2 separate regions of the Homo sapiens genome follow, and region 2 is linked to region 1. A link is a contact called in ENCODE Hi-C or POLR2A ChIA-PET data. All regions are on one chromosome and are shown on one strand. Each heading gives the region's core, a stretch centred on a gene start or an enhancer-like site at or near the end of the contact. The rest is flanking DNA. Distances are from core to core; before and after follow the strand shown. Region 1 holds the start of ZNF415 (zinc finger protein 415). Region 2 holds the start of ZNF765-ZNF761 (ZNF765-ZNF761 readthrough).

Region 1 (7,168 bases), core at 1,310-3,809:
CAGAAAGCATGCAGACCTCTATCAAAACTGGACACAATTAATTTCAAAGGGAAAGATTTTGAAATTGTTAAGAAATATCTGATGAATTTTGGAGCTAAAAAAATTGAAAACACATTATATTTAGAAAATGCCATGAGCTGATTATAGGATGCCACCAAAGTTACTTTGGAAATAATTATATACAGAAAAATAGAAACTGAATTAATGAAGATCTATCTCAAGTTGCAAAATGAACTATACATGAGATGAAAGGGAATTAGTAAGAAAAAAAGCAAATCAATTACAAAAAGCAACAACACTTTTTTTGTTTGTTCTTTGTTTTTTTTTCAGACGCAGTCTTGCTCTGTCACCGGATCTCGGCTCTTGGCTCACTGCAACCTCCGCCTCCCGGGTTTACACAATGCTTTGCCTCAGCCTCCTGAGTAGCTGGGATTACAGATGCGTGTCACCATACCTGGCTAAGTTTTGTATTTTTAGTAGAGATGGGGTTTCACCATCTTTGCCAGGCTGGTCTTGAACTACTGACCTTGTGATTCACCCACCTCGGCCTCCCAAAGTGCTGGGATTACAGGCATGAGCCACCATGCCCAGCCTCAACACTTTTAATGTTCCTTTTGAGCAACGTTGTCCAATCCGCAGCCCAGGAAGGCTTTGAATGCAGCCCAACACAAATTCCTAAACTTCCTTAAAACATTTTGAGATTTTCTTGCAACTTTTTTTTTTTTTTTTTTTTTTTTTTTTAGCTCATCAGCTATTGTTAGTGTTAGTGTACTTTATGTGTGGCCCAAGACAATTCTTCTTCCAATGTGGCCCAGGGAAGCCAAAAGATTGGACACCCCTGCTTTAGAGAGACACTATGTAGTGACAGTCTTTCACTTTCTGCCCAGCTTTACTCTCCCACTCCCCCTTCCCCTCCCCCTGCCCCAACGCCAGGGAAGGGGAAGAGGATGACCTGTGGAATTAATGAGTCAAGTCACTTCCCTCTGCCTTAACAGGGATTGCAAGTGGAAGCTAACTTCTGATGCCATAATTATAAAATGCACCAGCCTTAATAGACAGGAGCTTTGCAATTCTCATCATCTGTGCATTTTAAACTTATAAAGACAGAAATCAACAGGTCAAAAGGTAGTCATCACATCCAGTCAGTTCACAACTCACCTGGACCTGGGGTCCCCCTCTTTCCTCATTATGGTGTGTTTCCCTCCCTCGTTCCGTACATCGCTCTCATTCTCACCTTCTTTCTCTAGCTCTTTCCTTCCCCTTTATTTTCTCCCTAGGATTCTGCTCATTTTGAGCCCCTCTCCTCTCCTGCTGCTCCTCCCCGTCTTCCCTCTATTCTTTCTCTTCCACTTGCTCTTTCCATTCTTGCAATGTATTTAATTCCTCTTTCTTCCTAATCTTTTCATTGTCCCAGTCTCCACATATTTCTGGCTCTTTCTTCCCCATTTCAGCACTCCCTGTTAAATTCCCTCTTCCCTGTTACACACCGTTGTCCCCACTCTTTGGCACCCCCAGATCCCAGGCCTCCCCGTGCTGTGGTTCTCCCTCTGCTTCTCCTTGTCATCGGCTGCCCCCTCTTGCTGTCCCGGTACCACACTGCCCTGTCTGCCCTGGCTCCAAATCCCTTCTGCTCTCCCCCACTCTCTGTCTGAGGAGCCTCCTCCTTTGCTGCCCCTCTCCCTACCTGGCTGTCCTTCATCTCTCTGGATACTGTGCTTTTTCTCGAAATGTGTCTAGTTACTTTTCTCTCCCTGCTACTTTCTCGGCTTCTTCTTCCACTCTTACTGTCTCTGAAAATCTCTAACCATCCTCTACTTTGCCATCTGTTTATTGGTTTGCCTCATTCCTTCCTGTCTCAGGTTTTCTACTGCTCTCTCTGTCCCTCGATCCCTTTGGCCCACACATTCACAGGACGGTTTGGGGTAAGACGCCTGCATCCTGGAGGAGCGCATTTTCCACGGGGTGGAGGAGGGCAGGCAAGAACATCGGGTGTCACAGGACAGGCCCTGAGCACCTCCCCAGCGCGGGCTCAGGGGAGGCCTGGGGAGCAGCGGGGCCCGGCACGAGGAGGAGGGAGGTGGGGCGCGACAGCGCCTTCAGACAGGGGTGGGGTCTGCAGGATCCCAGGACCAGGCAGAGGACGCAAGGCTCCCCGGGACTGCGGCTGCAGCTGCGGCGCTGCGCTCCAGGGGCCGACGAGGGCAAGGCTGGGAGGCACCCAGGACGGGAATACACCTCTTGGGTGAAGACTTTAAAAAGCCCGGGGATGGGGGAGGGGGTCAGGAAAAGGTTTTAAGCGGGAGGAAGAAGCAAAAGGCCGGGGACGGGGAGCAGCCTCAAAGCGACTTCAACCCAAAGGGAAGCGACTCCGGACCCACACTGCGAGGCCTGTATTCACCTGGGGTGGAGTGTACGGGGATTTTAAGGGCCGTATCGACCCTGGACATCGGCTGTGGAAATGGGAAACAGGGAGCGCAGGTTTAATCTACACAGAGGGTCACTCACGCTCGACGCCGTCACCTTCACCCAACGCGATCCGTTTCCGGGCCTGTAGGAAACTGCGCATGCGCGGAGAGAAGAGCCCGGGCAGCCTGAAGGAATGGCTGGAGTGGGCGGGGTCTGCGCCGCTTTAAGGTAAAAAAATCAGAGTTGTGTGGGCCACTTATGGTGGAAACCAAAATGTTTTCCACTTACCAAGTTGAAAACGGTTTATGTTAAAACTATTTTGCCTGCAGGTTGGACCCGATCCTGCTAGGGAGTCTCCTGCAGCTTAGCAGTCCGGGAACTGGGATTTCGGTGGGGAATCCAAAACTAGCAGTGATTGGATCCATAAAAGTTACCAAAAAACAAAAATGAAGTGTCTGGAATCACTCCACTGGATTTCAAGACTACCAATATAGGAAAGGTAATAAAAACTGTGTGGTTTTGGGGCAATAAAAGACATATGGATTGATGCAATACAGTAAGAGAGTACAAAAATAGCCTCTACAGGTACTTCCAACTGATTTTTGACAAAGTTACCAAGGGAATTGAATGAAGAATTTTTAAAAACTGGTGAGGGGCTAACTTAATATCCACAGCAGGAAAGAAGTCATCTCTACTCAAACTTCACAACCGTACAGACATTAGTTCAACATTGACCATAGCCTAAATGTAAAATATCAAACCATAAAATGGTATCCTGTAGGAGACTGAAAGAAAAAATTACTCACAATAAAATCGTAAGAATCAAGAGCTTGTTCAAAAATTCTTAGCCATAGCAGCAAAAGCATGATTCATTAAAGAAAAAAAAAATCAACTGGTATTTACCAAATTAAAAACTTTTGGTCTGTGAAAGACCTTCAGACGATGAAAGAAAAGGTATTTGATATGGTTTGGCTCAGTGTCCCCATCAAATCTCATTTTCAAGTATAAACCTCAGGTGTTGAGGGAGGGACCTGGTGGGAGGTGACTGGATCATGGGGGTGGTTTTCCCCAAGCCGTTCTCATGATAGTGAGCTCTCAGGAGATCTCATGGTTTAAAAATCTGTGATAGTTCCTCCTTTGATCGCTCTCTCTCCTGCTGCAAGCAAGACGTGCCTTGCTTCGCCTTTGCCTTCCTCTATGATTGTAAGTTTCCTGAGGGCTCCCTAGCCATGCGGAACTGTGAGTCAATTAAACCTCTTTTGTTTATAAATTACCCAGTCTCAGGTTGTCACAGGAGGGTTTAGGCAGTGTGAAAATGGACTAATACAGTACTGAATAATAGAAAATATTTGCCTACCATATATCTGACATAAAACTGGTATGTGGAATGTATAAAGAATCCTAGAACGACTTAAAAAAAAAGCAAAATAATCAAATTAGAAAATGGATAGAACTATGAAGAGACATTTCACTGAAGCAGATATACTGAGATAAATGGGCACATAAAAAGATTTCCAACATCACCATCCATCAAATCTCAGACCTCAGCATATTCTGCTTTCTCCATGTGAACCCCTGGATGCTGTCAGAGATCATGAGAAACACAGGAGCTTCTACTGAACAGTCCAGTTGATGTGTATTAGCAACCTGTAATTGTTTTTGGAAACGAACAATGGAAACACAGATACAAAAATATTCTCAGCTCAAGAAATATGCACTTTGTCATTATTAGTGATTTTTTTTTTTTTTTGAGACAGAGTCTTGTTCTGTCACCCAGGCTGGAGTGCGGTGGTGTGATCTCAGCTTACTGTAACCTCTACCTCCCAGGCTCAAGCGATTCTCCTGCCTCAGCCTCTTGAGTAGCTTCAACCACACGCACGCGCCACCACACCCAGCTATTTTTTGTATTTTTAGTAGAGATGGGTTTTCACCATGTTGGCCAGGCTGGTCTCCAATTCCTGACCTCAGGAGATCCACCCCCCTTGGCCTCCCAAAGTGCTGGGATTACAGGGGTGAGCTACAGCGCCTGGCCACCACTAGAACTAACACCTCAGGTACTGGATGCCTCCTTCGAAAGATTGGATAATCGTTCTTACAGGATTATGTGGTAATGAGTGTCTCTGTCATTCATTTAGGTAAGATGCATACGCAATAGTGATCTATAAAATATAGACTTAATTGATCTATAAAAATATAGATTTAATACAAAGTTACCACAATCACAATGATATATGAAGATAAACCATTTAAAAATTACAAGAGATACTAACAAAATAGGTATAGATGGTGAGTAAAGGACAAAAATAACTAGCATTGTTACTGTAGCATCATCATTAAAAGCTTTGTCTTTGCAACCAGACAACATGGATTCAAATCTCGATTCTGCCTCTTACTGAAATGTGACAAGATGAGTCTTTTAAAGCAGAATATGCTGAGATCTGAGATTTGATGGATGGTGATGTTGGAAATCTTTTTATGTGCCTATTTATCTCAGTATAACTGCTTCAGTGAAATGTCTCTTCATAGTTCTACCCATTTTCTAAATATATATATATATATATATATATATATATATATATATATAGAGAGAGAGAGAGAGAGAGAGAGAGAGAAAGAGAGAGAGAGAGAGAGAGAGAGATGGAGTCCCGCTCTGTCACTGAGACTGGAGTGCAATGGTGGGAACTCGGCTAACTGCAACATCCGCCTCCCAGGCTCAAGCAATTCTCCTGCCTCAGCCTCCCGAATAGCTGGGATTACAGGCGCCCGCCATCACACCCAGCTAATTTTTGTATTTTTAGTAGAGACGGGGTTTCACCATGTTGATCAGGCTGGTCTCGAATTCCTGACCTCAGGTGATCCCCCCGCCTCGGCCTCCCAAAGTGCTGGGATTACAGGCATGAGCCACTGTGCCCAGCCTAATTTGATTATTTTGCTTATCTGTCCTAAGTTTCCTCACCTCTGAAATGAGAATATCATTAATACTTATTTCAGGAGCTGATGATTCAGTTGTTACACATAAAGCATTAATAACTGTGATTCTTACTCTAAATGTGATTGATATAAAATATATATGCAAAGATAAATCACTTATTAAAGAATATATATCAGTTTTTTAAAATGGAAACAAATCTAAGGGGAGTATATTAAATGGCAGCTGTCATTGCAAAAGTTGCACAAATATCATGTTTTGCTGTAAGATCCTCTGGCTCAGAAAAGAAATACCAGCCACAGTAGGAAGTTGAATTGCCTCCAGGGATTCAATGAGAGAAATTATCTCCTTTGCATAAATGATAATTAATATCTTGGGGACTCTCTTATTAACTGTATTTTCATTTACTTCTCCAGATGCTGGTTAACCTCCACACGCTTGATTTTCAAGCATCTGATCTTTGATAACTTCCATATTAAGAGACTTCATTTCACCATCTAGTATCCCTGTACTTTAATTGAACTAAAGATTTACAAGGACACTCCATTTTCCTATTTACAGAGAACCTAGTCTGTACCTGCCATTGTTTTACATACATTTTCATGTCACAAAATTTTATTTCTAAACAACACCCTCATTTATGTATTTTCTAAGTGTTCACTGGAGTAACACAGAGAAGAAATGCAGTAAACATATAATTTGGATTAAAATGTATGGAAGGAAAAAATCCTTAAAGTAAAAATCATATACAAAAACAAAAAGTCATTTTACTACTATTGGCTCATGGCTGTAATCCTAGCACTTTGGGAAGCTGAGGCAGGAGGAATGCTTGAGGCCAAGAGTTCAAGACCAACCTGGCCAACATAGCGAGACCCCACGTCTAAAAAGAAAAAGAAAAAAAAAAAGAAAAGAAGCTATGGAGAATATGTTACACAATACCATAAACTGAACAAGACATGAATATAACACAGCCTTTGGAAAAATGCCCTTTGGCTAAAATTGCTTGATCATATTATGTAATAAACTTTTCCACAAATTCATTTGCATTGAACTACTGTAAAAATATTTTAGGCAATTTAAACAGCATTTCACAAATATTTTCAAGAATGACGTTGTGTAATGGGCCCTATGGGTTCAGCAGAAAGGAAGAGTATTATCTACTATTATGAAGAAAGCGGAGGTCTTCCCTAACAAAGAAGTTAGAAATTTCTTTTGTTTTTTTGAGAGTCTCACTCTATTGCCCAGGCTGGAGTGCAGTGGTGAGATCTCAGCTCACTGCAACCTCCGTCTCCCGGGTTCAAGTGATTCTCCTGCCTCAGCCTCCCTGGTAGCTAGGACTACAGGAGTGCGCCACCACACCTGGCTAATTTTTGTATTTTTAGTAGAGATGGGGTTTCACCATGTTGGCCAGGCTCGTCTTGAGCTCCTGACCTAAGGTGATCCACCTGCCTCGGGCTCCCAAAGTGCTGGGATTACAGGCATGAGCCTGTAATTTCTGGCCATGCCTGGCCAGAAATCAGAAGTTGCAAGAGTAAATATTCAGTGTTGTACTACAGTCAGTTTCCATTTTGTGATTTTTGTCTTATACCACCATTTATACCTCTGCACTCCCTCTTCTTATTCTGCCCATCTGGCCAAGCTGATAATGTCCGTGTTCCCTCCTTTGGCACTAGATGGAAGTTCAAATCACGTGTGGGATCCTCACCCCAACCCACCCTTTTATTAAAGGTTATTACCATAACACCCCAAGCAAGTTATTTATCCCTGCTCTCTCAAGCCATTTTGGACCAGTTTGGGAAGTCAATCCTGCTTCTCACAGAAAGCCTCATTATG
Region 2 (7,168 bases), core at 2,327-4,826, 260 kb after region 1:
GTGTGGTGGTGCACGCCTGTGGCCCCAGCTGCTCGGGGCACTTAGGTGGGAGGATCACTTGAGCCAGGGAGTTGGAAGCTGCAGTGCCCTGATCTCGCCACCACACTCTAGCTTCAGTGACAGAGCTAGACCCTGTCTCAAACAAACACGTAAATAAATGAGAGGTGTAATTCCTCCCTTGAAAATAAAGGAAGAGATTTTCTTTCCTTTCATCTCTTTTCTTAGGACACTGATTTCGAAAGTTTGCAAATGGATTTTCTCTGTCTTCTGAGTTTTTTTTTTTTTTTTTTTTCAGATGGAGTTTTCCTCTAGTTGTTTAGGATGGAGTGCAATTGCACGATCTTGGCTCACCGCAACCTCCGACTCCCGGGTACAAGCCTGGTTTTGAACTCCTGACCTCAAGTGATTTGCCCGCCTTGGCCTCTCAATGTGCTGGGATTACAGGCATGAGCCACCGCGCCTGGTCTGAAGTGGTATTTTTTAGAAACGAACTAAACCTTTTTTCAGCTTAATGACCCAGGGATGTATTTCTGAAGGACTTGGGAGCTCTCTTTGAAAGGCAAAATACAAGGGAGACAGTACCTGTATCTCAGTAGGAAATTAAGTAATTCAAACATCAAATAATTCCAATTTAAAGCTATGGCCTTTAAATAATTCTGAGCCTTTGAGGAGAGAGGCCATTTCTCTTACTGTCTCCTGTCTCTGAAGAGGAGGAAGTAAAAGCTGAAAAACAACAGGAATGAATTCAGTGACAAGACCAGCCAGCGCCACTGATGACCAGGCCTGAGGTTAAAAGATTAACTGCCCCCCAACTCTAACCACATGTGCTCTTAATCTGTCATGACCTTTTCCCGTGGAACCCCTTAGAGCTGTAAGCCCTTAAAAGGGCCAGGAACTCTTTCTTCGGGGGGTTCAATTCTTGAGAGGCAGGTCTGCCGACACTCCCGGCCAAACAAAGTCTTCAAAGAGCTCGGTTCTTGAGACGTGAGTTGGCCGATGCTCCCGGCTGAATAAAGCCACTTCTTTCTTTAACCGGGTGTCTGAGGGCTTTTATCCGCGGCTGCTCCTGCTACACCTTGAGAGGAATGTGCTCATGCAACCTGAGTCCAGCGGAACGCAGGCGTAACTTCTACGAGTTTTCCTGGCTGGCTGCGGTGGCTTATGCCTGTAATCCCAGCACATTGGGAGGTCAAGGCGGGCAGATCACTTGAGGTCAGAAGTTCGGAACCAGCCTGGCCAACATGGTAAAACCCACTCTCTACTAAAAATGCAAAACAAAAGGCGAGGCGCGGTGGCTCACGCCTGTAATCCCAGCATTTTGGAAGGCTGAGGCGGGCGGATCACAAGGTCAGGAGTTTGAGACCAGCCTGCCCAACATGGCGAAACCCTGTCACTACTAAAAATACAAAATTTAGCGGCTGGGCCAGGAGAATCGCTTGAACCCGGGAGGTGGAGGTTGCAGTGAGCAGGTGAGATCGTGTCACTGCACTCCAGCCTAGGCAACAGAGCGAGACTCTGTCTCAAACAAACAAACAAAAAATTAGACAGGCATGGTGGCGTGTGCCTGTAATCCCAGCTACTTGGGAGGCTGAGGCAGGAGAACTGCTTGAATCCAAGAGGTGGAGGTTGCAGTGAGCCGAGATCGCCCCACTGCACTCCAGCCTGGGCGAGTCTTGCCCTTATTTACAGGAAAAGAGTTCTCCTGTAAATAACTAGGAAGACTAAGCAGCCCCAGAGATAAGGCCTCCTGGGATCATTGTCCCTTTTTATGGAGTGATAACATAACCTTCCTTGAAGTGTATGACTCCGTCACCAATCAACTTGCTGCAACCTATGCACTGGTCTTGAATGGAAAATGTGTTGATTCTCCTAAAACTTCTCTGTCTTTCCCTGTGTGTGAAACCTTAACGTCTCTACTTGGGAACGTTGATCCCATTCATTAGGAGTTGATGTTTGCCGGTGGCTATCCTCATGCTTTGTGTTCAGATAAACTCTATACTTAATCATAAATTCTAAATGTTATTATTTACTGCTGACATCAGTTTCTGTCACATTGTAGGAGCCTCACCAGAGAGGGCACCTGTAGCCATGTTGTAAAACTCACACTTGTCAAAAAGACATGGGTTAGTGTTTCTCCCCCTCCCTCTGCATGAAGCTAATTAGCTGACACAGATGGTCACCTCCATTACCAACTAGAGCCAGGATGAACTATGTGTGACCAAGGGTGTTGTCAAGTCCTTTTCCCTGAGGACTGATTAGTGTTTATCTTGAAAACATGTACTTAATGGGTTGTATAGAACTGTGAAGTGTCTTTCTCTTTTTTCAACCTCTTAGCTCTTTGCCTCTATTTCCCATCACATTCTGGTCTAAGGCTTACTTATTAATAAAATGGTGTTTATTTCTTTCTCTATTATCGTCATGGAGATGTTTTGTCATTTGGGGGAAGATTTTTTTGTTTCGTTTTCAATTGTATTTTCTTAACAATTAGAAAGTGAAGTAAAAAGTATTTGGCCAGGCGCGGTGGCTCCCGCCTGTGATCCCAGCACTTTGAGGAGGCCCAGGCAGGTGGATCCCTTAAAGTCAAGAGTTTGAGACCACACTGGCCAACATGGTGAAACTCGTCTACAAAAATACAAAAATTAGCCGGGCATGGTGGCACGCGCCTGTAATTGCAGATACTCTGGAGGCTGAGGCAGGGGAATCGCTGAAACCCAGGAGGCAGAGGCTGCAGTGAGCCGAGATCCCATCACGGCACTCTAGCCTGGGCGACAGAGAAATACTCTGTCTCAAAACAAAAGAAATAAGTAAATAAATAAAGGAATAAATCTCTTCCAAAAATGTGCTGAGGCAACTAACTGGATATCCACATGGAAAAGAATACTGTTAGATCCCTATCTCACACAATCAAACTCTTATTTTAAAACGTTTAAAAAAAAAGGAAAAAAAAGAGAGAGTGACGAGGAAGGGAGCCCTGCGGGAGGGGGTGTTACATTGTCGCCCAGGCTGGCCTGGACCCCCAGGCTCAGCAATCCTCCCGCCGCTGCTTCCTGAGTAGCTGGGACCTCAGTCTCCCGCGCCCGCGCCCACATCCCTGCTGTGTTTATCCAGAAGGTGGTGACCTCACTCCTCGCTGGCCTGAGCATTCCGTCCCACATCCCAGGCGGTGGCCCTAGGGAAGTCTCTGCAGCTGAGCACAGGGTGGACTCTCCCTCCCAAGTGAATGGAGACTGGAAAGGGAGAGGATTTCTATTCTGTTTTGTGGGCTGTCAGCATGAAATCGTACGTTCCATCCAGGCAGGGCTTTGCATTTTACATTCCAGTTTGCATCCCCGTTCCAGACAATTCCAGGGCTTTTGAATCATGCCTCAGCCTTCCTGGCCGGTCTCGCCTCCAAAACCCGAAAACTGAGGCCCTGGGAGCCAGGCTGAGAGACTCACAGGTCCCGCCACAGCCCCGCCCTCTGTCGGTTCTAAAGGGTAAAGTCTCTCTGCCCCGCCCCTACCTCGCCCAAGCCCGCCCACCTCCTCGCGGGTCCCGCCCAGGCCTGGCTTCTTTCCTGCGCGCGCAGCTTCGCGCAGACCCGGAAGCGGACGGCGTGGAGTGACTATCCCACCGCCGCGGGTGAGTTTCGCTCTGTTTTGTATTAAGTCTGTGCTTCCCAGGTCCCTGGCGCTTCTGTACCTGGGGCGTGGGGTCTCCACTAACCTGGAAATTCTCAGCCGTCTTCCTTCACCCAGAGCAAGTTGAGACGACCCCGTGAGAGTCCGGGGGTCGCTTCCTTTTGGGTTTAAGGTCCCCCTGAGGCTGGTCCCGTCCCGGGTGTTTCTGCTATAGGGCAATGTATACACTTTCTATCACGTAGTTTTCCTGCTCTGAAACTTTTTCTGACTCCTCCCGTCCCGCGCTTTTTAAAGTCCTCACCCGAGAGGTGAATTCCCTCCCTGAGCGCCTCCCAGTCTCGCCCTCGTTGGCAGCTGGACGCAGCGCGGCGGCCCCAGCCCCAAGGAGGCCGCGTCCTCTGTCTGGTCCTGGGATCCTGCAGACCCCACCCTTGTCTTAAGGCGCCGTGGCGCCGCCGCCTCCCTCCTTTTGCGGGCCCTACTGCTCCCCAGGTTCGCCTCCACAGTCACTGCTTTCCCTGAGCCCGAGTTAGGGAGGTGCCCGGGGCCTGTCCTGTGACACGGGGTGTTCTTGCCTGCCCAGCTCCAGCCCCTGGAAAATGCGCTCCCCCGGGATGCAGGCGTTTTGCTCCAAACCCTCCTGTGTCTTATCCAAAGCCTCCGGTGCTTGTGTAGGCTAAAGGGATCAGGAGACAGACGTAGAGCAGTAGAAAACCTGAGACAGAAAAGAAGAATAAAAAAGACTCATAACAGATGGCAAAGTAGAGGATGGGTGAGGGATTTGCCAGACACAGCAAATGTGGGGGAAAAAAAAAAAAAGGAGGAGAAAAGCAACTGGAGAAATGTAGAGAAAAGGTAGATGTACAGAGAGATGAAGGACAGAGAGCAAGGTAGGGAGAGGGACAGCAAAGAGGGAGGCTCATCAGAGTGAGGGAGAGGAGGAGGGATTTGGAGCCAGGGCAGACAGAGCAGAGTGGTGCTGGTGGCAAGGAGAACAGAGGGAGAAGCACAGCAGGGAGGACACCTGGGGATCTGGGGTGCTAGAGAGTGGGGATGAGGGTATAACAGGGAAGAGAGAATGTAACAGGGAGAGCAGAGGAGGCGCAGAGATGGTGTTGCGGGAAACTAAGTACTAGAGAGACCGGTATGCGGGAGACAGAACGATGTTTATTTAAGGTACGCACCGGCTCAGTGGATTTACATCTAAAAAGCTGAGCATTTCAACAAAGACAGAGTGGGGTTTTTATAAGCAGGCTTACAGAAGCAAAATAAAAGCAGTTAATCATGTAATGATTGGTCACATAATCTATAGCATAGCATAACTTGTGGCCTTGCATAGCTGGTGGTCTTGTAGCTGCATTGAAAGAAAAACAAGAACAGCTAAATACAGACTTTTTTTTTCTTCACTCTTGTTCTAAAGTGGGGTTTTCTGGAGCTCATTCCTTTGGCTTCAGCTGCACAAAAAGCGTTATCTTATAACTGTCCTTGAAGTGAGCTTGCTAGGCAGAGGAAAACTTGTTCTTCTTTTCTTTTTAACCCTTGCCTTGCCTGTTAGTTTTTTGGAGTGAATGAATGCATATTGATTTTTTAAATTTCTGCCTCAGTTTTCTCCCTTTGCTGCTTTTTATAAATAAGGTTTTAATAGAAAGCACCACTATTACTGGATTCTTCATGAAAGAGCAGGTTTTCTTCTTTAGGCACAGGCTGATATTTATATGGAGCTATTAGCTGAGTGGTAGTCTGCCTAGTCACAATTGCTTCTATAGTTGATTGAACGTTCTTAACAAGGAGAGGTGAGGTAAGGGAGTATTAAACCAATTCTTAGTATTTCTAGAACCACTCCTGTTAAGGTTTTGAATCGACTGAAGGAGGAAAACCAGCCTCTAAAGAGGGACTCGGGAGTCTACTTTGTCTAAGTCTGGACTGGAACATGGGATAATTTTTTTATTCTTGCAGTTACTTCTATAACAGCCTTCCTATTGTCATTGATTTCTAGGCAGCAATTAGTTAGATTAAACTTTCTACATACTCCTCCTTCCTAGGCTAGGAGGTAGTCGAAAGCTAATCTATTTTGGTAGATGGCATTTCTCATTTTTGTGGCTTGCTGGGCCAGTAAGTCTAATGCATTTGCTGTTTCATTAGTGATGATTCCAAGTACTGCTTGCAACTTTATGATGCGGTTAAGCGTGTAAACTTAAGTGTGCCCGGCTCAATTTTTGAATTTTTAGTAGAGACAGGGTTTCACCATGTTGGCCAGGCTGGTCTCGAACTCCTGAGCTCAAGCGATCCTCACACCTCAGCCTCCTAAGTAACTGGGACCACAGACACACAGACGTGCACAACCATGCCTGGCTAAGTTTTTGTACTTTTGGTAGAGATGGGGTTTCACCACGTTGCCCAGGCTGGTCTCAAACCTGAGCTCAAGAGATCTACGCACCTCGGCCTCCCAGAGTGCTGGGATGACAGGCATGAGCCACCGCACCCAGCCTTTGCATGAGGTTTGGTCAGGCCTGGGTCTGTGCCCTAAAGGGGAGCTCATCCCACCCCAGCTCCCCACTGCTGCAGCGTGTGTGTGGGCTTCTCCGGGAGGGGAGTGGGAGTTTTCCTGTAGGAGTTTATTGTCCCTGGTGTGGTCGGCAGCATAGGGGACCGTATGTCCTCAGGATGAGGTCTCCTTTGTATGTGTTGTTGTGTTACAGGGAGGGGATATGTTGATTCTGAGCAATAAACAACATATTTCTAACATTCAGGATTGACTTCTAAAGACTCTTGGTATGTGAGGAAGAAACCTGGAAGAGGAAGAGGAAAGCAAAGGAGTCAGGGATGGCTCTTCCTCAGGTGAGATGATATTCTTGGTGGATTGTTCTGTCTCCTTCTTTTCAGAAATGCTGACCTTGGAGTTTGGAATCTTCTCTGAGTCTGAAGCATCTTGCCTGACAGGTTTGCTCGCACTCACCCATGCCTTCCTTCATTCCCTCTTATCTTGCTTAGATTCCATCTCCCATGATCCAGTGACATGAACTTGGGAAGAGGCTGCACTGGGCATGGTCCTGGGAAGGGCTCACACCCAGACATGGATGGAGATGGGGTGAGGGTCCCATGGTGTCAGTGCTGTTGGGCAGCAGGGATTGTTCAGGGGCTACATCTGGATGCTCTGTCAGCTCTCTGTAGACCAGGATTAGAGCAACTGCCAATGGAAGTCATGTATTCATGTGCACAAAGTATGTGGTAAATTCTAGAAAAGGTGACCAATATGGAGCAATTTTTTCTGCCTGATTTTATACTACATTTTTAGGTAATTGAGTGAGTTACTGTGTTTCTGACTCCAACTATCTTACTAATTAGAATGGAAAGTTCATACACAGACATGAATGATACAAGATGTTTTATTCCGTCTTTATTTTAAGAATAGGAAATCAACCTGAATAATAGCAGGAGATTCATTCAACCATTCTTAGCACATTACGCTCATGGAGACTGTGGGGTTCCTGTGGAGAGGCTTGTGAAACAGGTGTTTTGGTTATAATTTTTATTATCAGTACTATTAT

Evidence for each region. A loop is a pair of places that touch in the nucleus more often than their neighbours do. ChIA-PET counts read pairs that join two places held with the same protein, here RNA polymerase II (POLR2A). Pooled maps may share reads with other maps.
Region 2: a pooled map shows a loop between it and region 1 (2.4-fold over the local background). The contact joins the promoter of ZNF765-ZNF761 here to the promoter of ZNF415 in region 1. A Hi-C loop is called at or near these places in 4 of 50 pooled maps. POLR2A ChIA-PET finds 5 or more read pairs at or near these places in 2 of 52 experiments (CD4-positive, alpha-beta T cell and IMR-90).

What each region holds. Positions count from the first base shown.
Region 1 is chr19:53,130,351-53,137,518 of GRCh38, forward strand. It overlaps ZNF415 (zinc finger protein 415), which reads right to left and starts at 2,560. Exons shown (of 4, transcript NM_018355.4): 1 at 2,506-2,560. ZNF347 (zinc finger protein 347) reads right to left here. Exons shown (of 5, transcript NM_032584.3): 5 at 4,585-7,168.
Region 2 is chr19:53,391,573-53,398,740 of GRCh38, forward strand. ZNF765-ZNF761 (ZNF765-ZNF761 readthrough) reads left to right here and starts at 3,577. Exons shown (of 13, transcript NM_001350496.2): 1 at 3,577-3,621; 2 at 6,371-6,458. ZNF765 (zinc finger protein 765) reads left to right here and starts at 3,577. Exons shown (of 4, transcript NM_001040185.3): 1 at 3,577-3,621; 2 at 6,371-6,458. The coding sequence starts at 6,444. RefSeq lists a silencer at 3,447-3,646.